Linked DNA regions of Homo sapiens: regions 1 and 2 are each linked to region 3. The links are chromatin contacts, found by Hi-C or POLR2A ChIA-PET in ENCODE. All regions are on one chromosome and are shown on one strand. The core of a region is the stretch at or near the end of the contact, and the rest is flanking DNA. Distances in the headings are between cores, read along the strand shown.

Region 1 (4,149 bases), core at 94-2,593, 900 kb after region 3:
TGATAAGCATTAAGTGAAAATGATGGAAGTGAAAACTCCTTGAAAGTATGTACAGATACAAATTATTACACGTATCTAGGATGAAACTAAGGACTGTGAAGTATACAAAGGAAGAAATAGTTCCTTCTCCCATGAAGCTTAGGATACTACAGGTGATATTATCAACACAAAACACTGGCACATTACATTTCAAATTCCTTTGTACTAAATCAGGCATTATCTTCTACCAGATTCCAATGCAGACAAATGGTAGAGAAAGCCAAAGTTCCAAAGAGGGAAAGAGAGGGATAGGGATACCTAAAAGGGGGAAAAAAAAATCTATACATTTTACCTTTTCTGCAAACTGCAAAAAACTGGCCACTAGGGAGCAGTATAGATTAACAGTTAAAAGTGCTGGCTGTAGAGGTTAAAGGGCACAGGTTTTAATCCCACTACACCACCGATCCTGAACAATTCGTTTCATTTCTCACTAGACCTTAGTTCCCTCATCTGTATCCTACTCTGCTGTTGTAGGAAGTCAATAACGTAATACAGAGTAAGCTCTTGGAATATTATTTGGCATTTAATAAATGTTCAATAAATAACATCTATTATTGCTGTAATTGTTCTAGGGGGTTGCATGAGGATCTGGCCAGCTAGGGAAACGTCAATATTTTGAGGATCTCCCACCGCCCATGTGGGGATAAAAACCTTATCCTGTTCGTCTCTAATGCCCCAGCATCCAGCAGGGCAGAGAGACGTACAGAGTTACCTGACACCTTCCTATCCATCATCTTACTCTCAATCTGATACAAAGACCAGGCTGAAGACAAATCAACAAAATCAGGCCGAAGCTCCTCCGCCGGGTCTTTATTTGACTTTGGCACTAGCGGGCTCTTCTAGCTTAATCTCCCGCCGCAGCCCAAATCCACCGCCGAGCCATCAAGCTCAGAGGGGGAGCCTGGGAAGACTTCCGGACCATGGAGGAGAACAGTCCTCGTCCCCTAGCTCCAGGCCTGTACCTCGGAGCCCAGGCAAGGGTTTCTATGGTAACATGGTCCTCGGCTCCAAGAAGACGTAAACGCCCCCGTACGCCCGGGGGGCACAGCGGACCCCGGAAGCCCTTGACTCGCTCCAGAGTTCAGCCCCGAGCCGCGCGAGTCGACTCACCTACCTCTTTTCAAGCCGGCCTAGCCCCTTCCCGGAACCTCGGCTCCCCCCCAACGAAACTACTGCTAAGCCAACTGGACTACACTTCCCAGACTGCTTGGAGCCTCTCTCTCCGCAGAACCTCGTCTTCCGCGAGCTTTTCCTGGAGGTTCTAGGAGGGATGCCCCTCAATGCCACGACGCCATTTCCTACTACGACTTCCATCATGCTCCGCGCCGCTCCGGGGGCGGTGACCCCTCTTGGCCCACGTCTTGTCAGTGACGCACTTCCTGTCAGTGACGCACTTCCCCTCTGCTGGGCGCGCGGTGGACGGTCTGAAAGGGAGTGTTCGGGTTTCGCTGGGGCCTCGCGGCTCCAGAGCCCAGCATGGCTTCCTCGCGAGCCTCTTCCACGGTACAGAGCCCGGGATCCCAGCTCACTCTGGCAGGGAGCGCTAAGGGGGAAGGGGATCTCTGCGGGAAGGGGCCGTTAAGGAGCGGGAGAAGGCGGTGGAGGGCTGAGGAGGAAGGCTGCGGGACTCAGCGGTGTCCTACACAGCGGACCACCGTTTTCCTGATCCCTAAGCGCTTTCGTGGACTGTAGCTTATTTGCACCTCTCCCACTACAGCCCCAAAGGGCAAGCATCTCTTCCGACTCATCCAGTAACGGTGCTCTGAAATAGGGAAGTGTCTTGGCCAAGGTTTATGCCTTTGGCAGATCTCAGAATTTTAATGAGACCTACTAACTCCTACTACCTCACGTCTAGGAACGTTTGAAATGTATACACTTGTAATGTTGTAACTTGTTATCCTTTAGCACCGCGTTGGTTATTTCATCTATCCTTAGTATTTCCCCAGTGATAAGCAGTAATCCGGGAAGCATAAAACACGAGATTGAACACTTCCAACGGAATGAAGTAAACAGATTTCAGAGCAAACCTTTCATAGGAAAATACCCGAGAGAACCTCACTAGTTTTATTAATCCCATCAACCAAAGTGAGGGACTGAAACACCCTCACCCTACCTTCACCTCCTCAAATCAATGAAGAGCGTCTTAAGTAGTGTCCAATTTGTCCTTTCAATTACAGAGGAAACAGGACTGTGAAACTCAGGGTGAGCTTCATCCTCTGGTGAAGTCCGGTAAATTGCCAAGATTAAACCTTAGTTTAATGCAGATCTTTGATTTAGCAGGCAACCAAAACTAAAGCACCCGACGACTTAGTTGCTCCGGTCGTGAAGAAACCACACATCTATTATGGAAGTTTGGAAGAGAAGGAGAGGGAGCGTCTGGCCAAAGGAGAGTCTGGGATTTTGGGGAAAGACGGACTTAAAGCAGGGATCGAAGCTGGAAATATTAATATAACCTCTGGTAAGATGCAAATTGTGAGCCCATCTTTACCTCTTTGTGTAATGAATACCTTTCTAAACTTAAATACCACAGTTTTATAATGTCAAAAAATTACAATTTTTTTTTTTTTAAACAGAGTCTCGCTCTGTCGCCAGGCTGGAGTGCAGTGGTGCGATCTTGGCTCACTGCAACCTCCGCCTCCCGGGTTCAAGCAGTTCTCCTGCTTCAGCCTCCCGAGTAGCTGGGATTACAGGCGCACACCACCACGCCCGGCTAATTTTTGTATATTTAGTAGATATGGGGTTTCACCATGTTGGTCTGGCTGGTCTCAAACTCCTGACCTTGTGATCCGCCCGCCTCGTCCTCCTAAAGTGCTGGGATTACAGGTGTGAGCCACTGTGCCCGGCAGAATTTCAATTCTTAAACTTGCAGCTATAAGGCTGTATTTTGCCTACCCCCTTATTATCATGCAGAGAGCCTTTTTCTTACAATCTGTTATATAGTTTTTCTTCTATGAGTGAGCAGTCTTATCAAAAATTCAGTGTACATTTGGATTCAGATTGATTCCATTTGTCTTCTGGAGATCTAACATAGTTCTGGCATTGGTTTGCAGCTAGAGTGGTTCATGATATTCTCCCTTTTGAAGTTTTGTAATTATTTTTTACCCAAAGTGAAATCTTTTTGTGTGTGTGTGTGTGTGTGACAGGGTCTCACTCTCTTGCCCAGGCTGGAATGCAGTGGCGTAACCTTGGCTCACTGCAACCTCTGCCTTTTGTGTTCAAGGGATTCTCCTGCCTCAGCCTCCCGATTAGCTGAGATTACAGGTGCCCGCCACCACACCCAGCTAATTTTTGTATTTTTAGTAGAGACTGGGTTTCACCATGTTGCCCAGGCTGGTCTCCAACTCCTGACCTCAAATGATCCGCCCACCTCGGCCTCCCAAAGTGCTGGGATTACAGGCGTGAGCCACTGCACCTGACTGAGCTATCTTTTTTTATTATAAAAGTAATAGTGGCCAAGCCTGGTGGCTCACACCTGTAATCCCAGCACTTTGGGAGGCTGAGAAGCGGGAGTCTGGCTTGAGCCCAGGAATCCAAGACCAGCCTGGGCAAATAGTGATACCCCATCTCTACAAAAAGTAGAAAATTAGCTGGGCATGGTGACACGTGCCTGTATTCCCAGCTAATTGGGGTTCTGAGGTGGGGGTTCAAGGCTGCAGTGAGTCATGACTGTGCCACTGCACTCCAGCCTGAACAACAGAGCGAGACCCTGTCTCAAAAAAAAAAGTTATTTTCTTTTAAAAGATCAATGTATAAATGTGTGAAGTAGAAAATCCTGTATTTTTAAAATTAATTGATTGTATATCTTTCTGAGAATTTTAATACAGCTAAAAAGTATGTAATTTTTTCCATAAATGAAAACACAATACGTAAATTGTTGTATAACCCCCATTTTTCATTTATATACCATTGAGGATATCTTTCCATGTCAGTAATGAGAGGTCTACTATATTTTAAAAATAAAATTATGCATATTTGTCCTAAGAAATTCAGACAATGCCAAAGGGCATAAAATGAAGACTCCTCTGCAGTAGGGACATCTGTCAGGTTTCTTATTGATCCTCCCACACATTTTCTAAACACATGCACTGTAGCCTAGTGACTTTTTAAACT
Region 2 (3,709 bases), core at 614-3,113, 680 kb after region 3:
CTAACTGACCTCCCTATATCTACCTACTCTTGCCCCTCTGCAGTCCGTCTTCCATGAGGTAGCCATGGTGATCTTTTCAAGGTGTCAGTCAGAACAGATCATTCCCCTGCTTAAACTCAATGGCTTCTCACTGCATCTAGAATAAAATCCAAATCCTTACACTAGCCAATAAAATCCTACATTATCTGATACCTTCCTACCACTATGATTCACAGCTTTCTACTTTCCCTCTGACTGTGCTCCAACAGCACTAATCTTCCTTCTCTTTTTTAAGCACACCAAGTTTACTCCTACCCCAGGTCCTTTGCAGTTGATGTTTATTTCTTCCTGAAACACTCTTTCTTCAGATCTCTGCATGGCTGCCTCCTTGTGATGATTTATGCCTCAACCCAACTGTCATTTGCTAAGGAAAGCTTTCCATGACTAACCTGGCTAAAGTCATGCACTCCCTACCCTCAATCACTCTGTACCACACCATCCTCTTTTACTTACTTCAGCACTTATTAGTGTCTGGAATAATTTTATTTGTTTATATTTTATGATATCTTTCATATTTCTATAATGTAAGTCATTGAGGGAGGGATTCTGGTTTTGTTTCCTGGTGTGTCTCCAGCATTTAAAACATTCCCTGGTTTTGAGGACAAAGCAGGGACTGCAAAACAACAACACCAAACAAATAAAATAAAAAATACCCCCTGGCATAAAATAAATGCTCATCTTACAGACTGTTCCTACTGTTCCTGCAAGTTTTCAATCACTGACACCCAAATACTCCCCAATCACTAACCTTCACAAACTTCTCCCAATTATGGATCTCTGCAAGTTCCCAACTATCACTCTCCACAGAACAATCATTAACCTCCACAGATCTCCAATCACTGACCACCAAAGAACCCTCAATCATTAAATGCAGCAATCCCCTCAAACTCCTGACCCCCTTAGACTTCTAGTCACAGAATCATAGAGGATCTTCAATCATTAATTCCTACTAATCACCTCATTACTCAAAGCACAGTTATTACTGCTAGACACCACCTAATTATTGACCTGCATACATCCCCAATTACCTTTTCTCCCCAGATGACATACAAATCATCTACCATCCCCAGAGACACCTCAACATTGACTCCCCAAACTCCAACAGTCATATTCCCCCCTCACTGGCCCCCCGATTCCTCCATTACCCACTGACCCTCAAAGATACTGCTAATCAAACTTCCACAGACATCACCGTCACTGACTCCCAAGCCCCAATCTCTGATGCTCCCAGATGCTCCCAATCACTGAATTTCCCAAATCCTAACACTGACCCTCTTTGATAACCCAGGCTCTAACCACCACAGGCACCCATAATCGCTGGCTCCCATAGACATCCCAAACCGCCAACCCCCACGGTCCTTCCCTATCTCTGACACATCACAAAGCCTCCATTTCTGATCTCCTTCCAAACTCCGACACTCGGTGACTGCCACAGACGCCTCCCCATCATTGTCTCTGCAGATCCCTCCTAATACTGATATCCTAAAGCCAAATCATTAACCCCACAGATAACTCAGAACACCGACCTCCCAAAAGACCATCTAGCATCGATTCCACCAATTCCCAAATCACCTATCGTCACAGACTACTCCAATCACTGCCCCGCAAGTACACCATCTCTGACCGCCAAAACACCCTGTCTCATCACAGCTCTCACCGCGGCGCTGGCCTCGGGCTCGGACACAGCCATCTCCAGTGGTCGCCCGGCCTCTTTGGTCGTTTCCGCACTTCTCCTCCGGTCCACGGTCTCTGGCTTTGTCAGAATCTGGACGCCGCTGGAGACCGACATGGCGGCTACCCGGAGGGCGGCCTTAGCGGGTCCGGCAGCCGCGATGGCGGCGCCCTTCGGTAATAGCGCACGGGCGCGGCCATCTTGGCAAACACTCAGCCGTACAGCGGAAGTGCGGGGACTTCTGGGACAATTAGATCGGGAGGTGGAAGCTGGCGAGGGCGTTACTTGCAGGATGCAGGAGTGATGCGATCAGAGCCAGCCGGAACCGAGTTCCGTTACGCACTACAGGACTGACCTGGGCCTGACAACCCACTGCCGGAGTTCGGATCGCATCACTGCCGGAAGATATTTTACAGAATTTGGAATTGCTTTTCCGAATACATGTCAGTGCGGCCAGCGGCTAGAAGTCCGGGAATCACAACGCTTAGTGCGGACTTTAGAAAGGCAGGATGCGAGAAATTGGAAGCATAACGGAGAAAAGCCTGATCGAACAAATAACATTATTTTATAGGGAGAGGACGTTAATCTTTGAGATATACGATAAATCTTTTCATATATAGTATAAGAACAATAAGAAAAACTGAAACAGAAACTTAAGTAAACACACCACTCCTCCGTGAGAGCCCGGGTTTGGTGAAGATATTTCACCAGAATAATCAAGCACTTGGAGAAATAATTCCTTAATGCGCCATTTCATGCATTAATTGCATTCATTGAATATGTGCAGGTTAGGTGCTGCGCTATGCAAGGTACTGGAAAAAGAGTGGAGAGGGGTAGGGATGATGTAAGTCCAGAGTCCAAAGGCCAGAAAACCAGGGTCTCCAATGTCAAAAGGCAGAAGATGAATGTCCCAGCTCAAGAAAAAAGAAAAGGTGGGAGGGAAGTGGGGATACTTAACGGGTTTTTAAAAAAAAAGAAAAGAAAGAAGGAATAAGACCTAGTATTTGATAGCACTACAGGTGTATATATCCAATAATAATTTAGTTGTACATTTCGAAATAACAAAGTATAAATGGATTGTAACACAGAAGATAAATGCTTGAGGGGATAGATACCCCATTTTCCATGATGTGATTATTGCACTGTGCATGCCTGTATCAAACTACTTCATGTACCCCATAAATATACTCACCTACTATGTACCCACAAAAGTTAAAGATTAAAAAAAAATAGAAAAGAGGATTCACCCTTCCTTTTCCTTTTTGTCCTTTCAGGCCCTCAGTGGATTAGGTGGTGGCCACCCACATTGGTGGGGGCTTTTTTATTCAGTTTGCTAATTCAAATGCTAATCTTTTCCCAGAAACACACTAACAAACCCAGAAACAATGTTTCACCAGTTTTCTGGGCATCCTTTAGCCCAGTCAAGTTGACCGATAAAATTAACCATCACCCTAACCATGATATACACAGACTTCCAGGTTACAGAATCTGTGAGATAATAGGTTTGTGATACTTTAATCCACTAAAGCTGGTGATAATTTGTTATCCAGCAATACTAAACTAAGGACTCAGTGAAGACTGAAAAATAATTGATGGCTTGAAATTACTCTTCACCTACTTAAGACACGGCCCCCTACACTGTGTTCCTGACAGAGTATTCTTTGAGCGTCACCTTTGTACGGATAGGCAATTGCTTTGTTTCTGCCTCAGATATGGTCCTGACTTTAATTGTTCCTGATATTAGAGTCGTAAAAAGGTACAATATTTTTTTCAATACCTCTCCTTTCCTTTCTTCCTCACAAATCAGAAAGAGGGGCAGTTCAGTTTCTCAAGGATTTTCTTGAAACCAACATATATATACATAATATATACATATATATACATATACACATATATACACATGTATACATATATACACATATATACATATATACATATATACACATATATACATATATACACATATATACACACATATATATACATATATACACACAT
Region 3 (3,874 bases), core at 1,337-3,836:
TTCCTTAAGTTATATAAACTATCCCAGAATTCTTCTAAATTCTCCAACCCCTTTAATTTGGTTTAAATTAGCCAAATTACATTAATGTTGCATATAACCAAAACTTAAGGGATATAAATTGGTTGGGAGAATGTGTTGTAACCAGTAGTCTGTCAGGAAACTGTTGCATTTTTAGGTAGTTTTATCAAGCTGAGAAGGGGTGAAATGAGTGAGACTTACCTGACTTTCAAGACATCTATTTTTCAAACCATTTGTTTTCACTTCTTTACTGTGTTATCACCATCCTCCCAGGACTTTACACCAGAAATCTGAAGGTCACCACTGATACCATCTTCCCCCTTTGCTCCTACATCTAATCATTAGTTACATCTGCCAGGTTCCATATCTTGAGTATGTCTTTTCATTTCTACTATTACTGCCTTAGTTCAGGTTACTACTTTTCTTACACATTACATTACTATGGGCTTTTAAATGGCTTCTGTGCCTTTATCTACTCACAAACTATTCTTCATGCTGCAGTCAGAAGTGTTCTAAGCCAAAATTATTCACCTTCCAAAATGAAGATCTAATTATGTTCACAAGTCCTCTCCTTCACCCATTCCTCACCTCTAGCATTAATCTAACACTAGGTTAATCAAGGTAATGGGGTAGAAGGTCATGGGTAACTCCAAATCACACTTTAAATGAACTCTAGTCAAAGTACTGAATACAATGGATTTAAACTTGCTTGGTAAAACTACCTCTAATAATTTAGGAATATATTTGCCTTCTGTGAAAGCCATCGCAAAGTATAAAAATAGTGTAAGTACAGGTATTTAGGCTCACAAAATATCGTTATGACTGAAAAATTGGCAAAGGTTTTTTGTTTGCTTTGCCTCTTCGTTGAGCTCTCTTTCCGTAACAAATGGAAATAGAAGCACACAAATTCAAGAAAGGAGGCTCTAACAGACTGAAGATATTGTGGCTTTCAAAAAGGAGAGAACATTTTAGATGATATGAAGGAAATGTCACCCCGTTACTAAGAATTCACTCTATTCGACAGATATATACACGCTTCAGCAAGTGCTCCTAAGGATGAGAGGAGAGTAAGTTATTTTCATCTAACAGTCTCTATCAACACTCTTCTTAAAACACCTAATGCTTAACAACAGTCTAAAGAACACACTGGCTACTCATACCTCCCATAGGCAGAGACCTTGTCCTTTTTGAGCTGCTGTATCTCAGGTAATCAGCAATCACTTAGTGGATGATAATAATTTGCAAATTCCTCTGGAGCCTCTAAAGACCGTATCATGAATCATCAATTCAAATGCCTACAGGAGTCGGGCAGGTGATATGCAGGAGGAAATAGAGTCATTTAGGGCCCATAACAAAGGGGAGAGAGGCCGGGCGCGGAGGCTCACGCCTGTAATCCCAGCACTTTGGAAGGCCGAGGCGGGCCAATCATTTGAGGTCAGGAGCTCGAGACCAGCCAGCCCAACATGGCGAAACCCCGTCTCTACTAAAAACACAAAAAAATTAGCCAGGCGTGGTGATGCATGCCTGTAGTCCCAGCTACTCCGGAGGCTGAGGGAGGAGAATCACTTGAACCCGGGAGGCGGAGGTTACAATGAGCCGAGATCCGCGCCACTGCACTTCAGCGTGGGCGACAGCGAGACTCCGTCTCAAAAAACAAAACAAAAACAAAGGAGAGAGTACATAAGCCATCTCCAGGCTAGTTTCTTTAACTAGTCTTCATATAATAATCTCCTCAAGGTCCTGTTCTATCCCTACAAAATACAAAACAGTTCCTCGTGTCTTCCTTCAAATATACTACAGTCTTTAGCTCATCAGAGTAGCTGAGTTAGTCCAAGGCATAATCCCAAAAGCGAAACTGAATGTCAGAATTGATCTCATTTCAACACTCATTCCAGAAGTAGAAACTTCTGCAAGTTCAGCTTTTGACTATGAATTCTTCAGCGCGACTTTTGCAGAGAGCTCTGTTCCAAGAAGCTGGCGCCTTAACACAAGCTATCTACCGATGCACAAGGGAAGGCTGGCTTGGGTCCAGATTCGGCGGGAGAGTGGAAACGCGACGCTGGCCGACTTCAGCCACAAAGGCAATTTCTGCCCAGGGCTAGCGTTCCTAAGAGGGGGCCGAGAGAACGCCAGGCTCGGGCGTAGGGGCAAGAAGACCCAGAGCTAACGCACCTCTCGGAGGGCCCAAGCTCAGGGCTCAGTCACCCTCCCAGCTCGGAGCCGGCGCTGGAACACAGCGGCGCGAGGAGAAACCCCTAGAGACAGGGAAAAGGTGGACGTAGCGGCTGACGCTGCCCAGACGCTAGGCGCCGACAGGAGCCTGATTGTCACCGTACGACCAGTGAGGGGGCGGGGCGGAGCTGTGCCTCAAAGCGCCTGCGCGGAGAGCCTGCAATCAGGGACCAGGCTTGGGAGGCGACGAAGAGGAACGCTGGGCGCAGGAGGCCCACTGCATACGCAGGCGCACTCGGCGATCCCGGCTTTTCCGCGCGCAGTTCCCGCACAGGCATCGGGGGGGGCAGGGGCGGGGCAGGGGCGGGGATAAATGCGGAGGGACGGTCCAGCTTTAGCTCTCTGCTCGCCGCCGCCGCTGTCGCCGCCACCTCCTCTGATCTACGAAAGTCATGTTACCCAACACCGGGTAAGGGGGTAGGGGCGGCGCGGGGAGAGACCCTGTCGGGCGAAGGGCGCGTCTCGGTGGGGCCGCCGCGGATCGCCCGGGCTGGCCGGCCCGGCTGTGGGAGGTCAAGGATACTGCCTGGGCACGCTCTGAGCTCTGGTCCGCGCTGGGCACTGTGCACCGAGAATCTGCGGTAACGTGTGAAAAGGAACACAAACTTTTGTATTACAGGATGGCAGCAGTGTAGAAACCTTTTCCACGGGTAAAGGGCCGAGGGGGAGTCACCACGCCGCCCCCAGTGCCGGCCCTCCCTGAGTTTAGCAGGAGTGCGTGCCTGGCCGAATGCGTGTGAGTTCTAGGTGAAAGGTCGCAGGAGCAGCTCCAGAGTTTAAAGAGTTTTCACTTGTTCCTGACGCTCAATTCTAGAGTAATAATGGAGTGTTTAAAAAATGATTTCCAAATTAGAAACTAAACCGATCTTAAAACATGGGTATCTTTGGGGGATTTTTTTTTCACCTTAAAAAATTGTGTTAAAATACGTACAAAATCTGCCATCTTAACCGTTTTTTAAGTGTACACTTCAGTAGTGTTAAGTAGATTCATATCGTTGTGCAGTCAATCTCCAGAACTTTTTTCATCTGCAAGCTGAAACTCTATCCATGAAACAACTCCTCTTCCCCACCTCCGCTCGTACATTGGCAACCACCATTCTACTTTCTGGTTTATGTAAGGTCTGGGTATCTTGAGTTGAGTGACGTGTTGTCAGATTTTGTAATTTGCCTGAAACATGCAGGCATATAGCCAAAGACTTAAAACAGTTCAAAGAGTATAGGGTAAAAAGTGAGTCTCCCCATCCCTAAAATCTAGTTCCCCAGTTACTTACGTTTCTATTTCGTGCATGTATGAACATAATTTGTATACATCCGGATACACACACACACACACACACACACACACATACCCTTTCTTAAAAATAGCAGCAGACTCTATTCTTGGTCTTGCTACTTTTAGTTGGTATGTCTTGGGACATTCTTTCTTTGTTTTTTTTAAAGACGGGGTCTCCCATGTTGCCCAGACTGGCCTGTAGCCTTGAACTCCCAGGCTGATGTTCCTCCCTTCTTAGCCTCTGGAGTATTTAGGATTACAGGCATGCACCGCTGTGCCCAGGGACATACATTTTTAGTACATGGCAGATCTTCCGCCTCCTTTTTTTTTCTTTTGAGATGGAGTCTCGCT

What was found. A loop is a pair of places that touch in the nucleus more often than their neighbours do. ChIA-PET counts read pairs that join two places held with the same protein, here RNA polymerase II (POLR2A). Pooled maps may share reads with other maps.
Region 1: a loop to region 3 is called in a map of CD8-positive, alpha-beta T cell, with 4 times the contacts of the local background. The contact joins the promoter of CDC26 here to the promoter of HSDL2 in region 3. A Hi-C loop is called at or near these places in 1 of 168 maps with a recorded cell type or tissue (CD8-positive, alpha-beta T cell) and 7 of 50 pooled maps. POLR2A ChIA-PET finds 5 or more read pairs at or near these places in 1 of 52 experiments (activated T-cell).
Region 2: a pooled map shows a loop between it and region 3 (12-fold over the local background). The contact joins the promoter of ZFP37 here to the promoter of HSDL2 in region 3. A Hi-C loop is called at or near these places in 1 of 37 single-sample maps with no recorded cell type and 9 of 50 pooled maps.

What each region holds. Positions count from the first base shown.
Region 1 is chr9:113,274,229-113,278,377 of GRCh38, forward strand. CDC26 (cell division cycle 26) reads right to left here and starts at 1,344. Exons shown (of 4, transcript NM_139286.4): 1 at 1,154-1,344. PRPF4 (pre-mRNA splicing tri-snRNP complex factor PRPF4) reads left to right here and starts at 1,430. Exons shown (of 14, transcript NM_001244926.2): 1 at 1,430-1,542; 2 at 2,320-2,497. The coding sequence starts at 1,516. RefSeq lists enhancers at 455-1,310, 1,078-1,417.
Region 2 is chr9:113,054,861-113,058,569 of GRCh38, forward strand. ZFP37 (ZFP37 zinc finger protein) reads right to left here and starts at 1,864. Exons shown (of 4, transcript NM_003408.3): 1 at 1,697-1,864. The coding sequence starts at 1,828. RefSeq lists an enhancer at 1,495-2,064.
Region 3 is chr9:112,377,522-112,381,395 of GRCh38, forward strand. HSDL2 (hydroxysteroid dehydrogenase like 2) reads left to right here and starts at 2,587. Exons shown (of 11, transcript NM_032303.5): 1 at 2,587-2,659. The coding sequence starts at 2,643. It also overlaps a transcript of PTBP3 not described here. RefSeq lists enhancers at 1,771-1,820, 1,921-2,170, 2,170-2,769, 2,201-2,320 and a silencer at 2,541-2,790.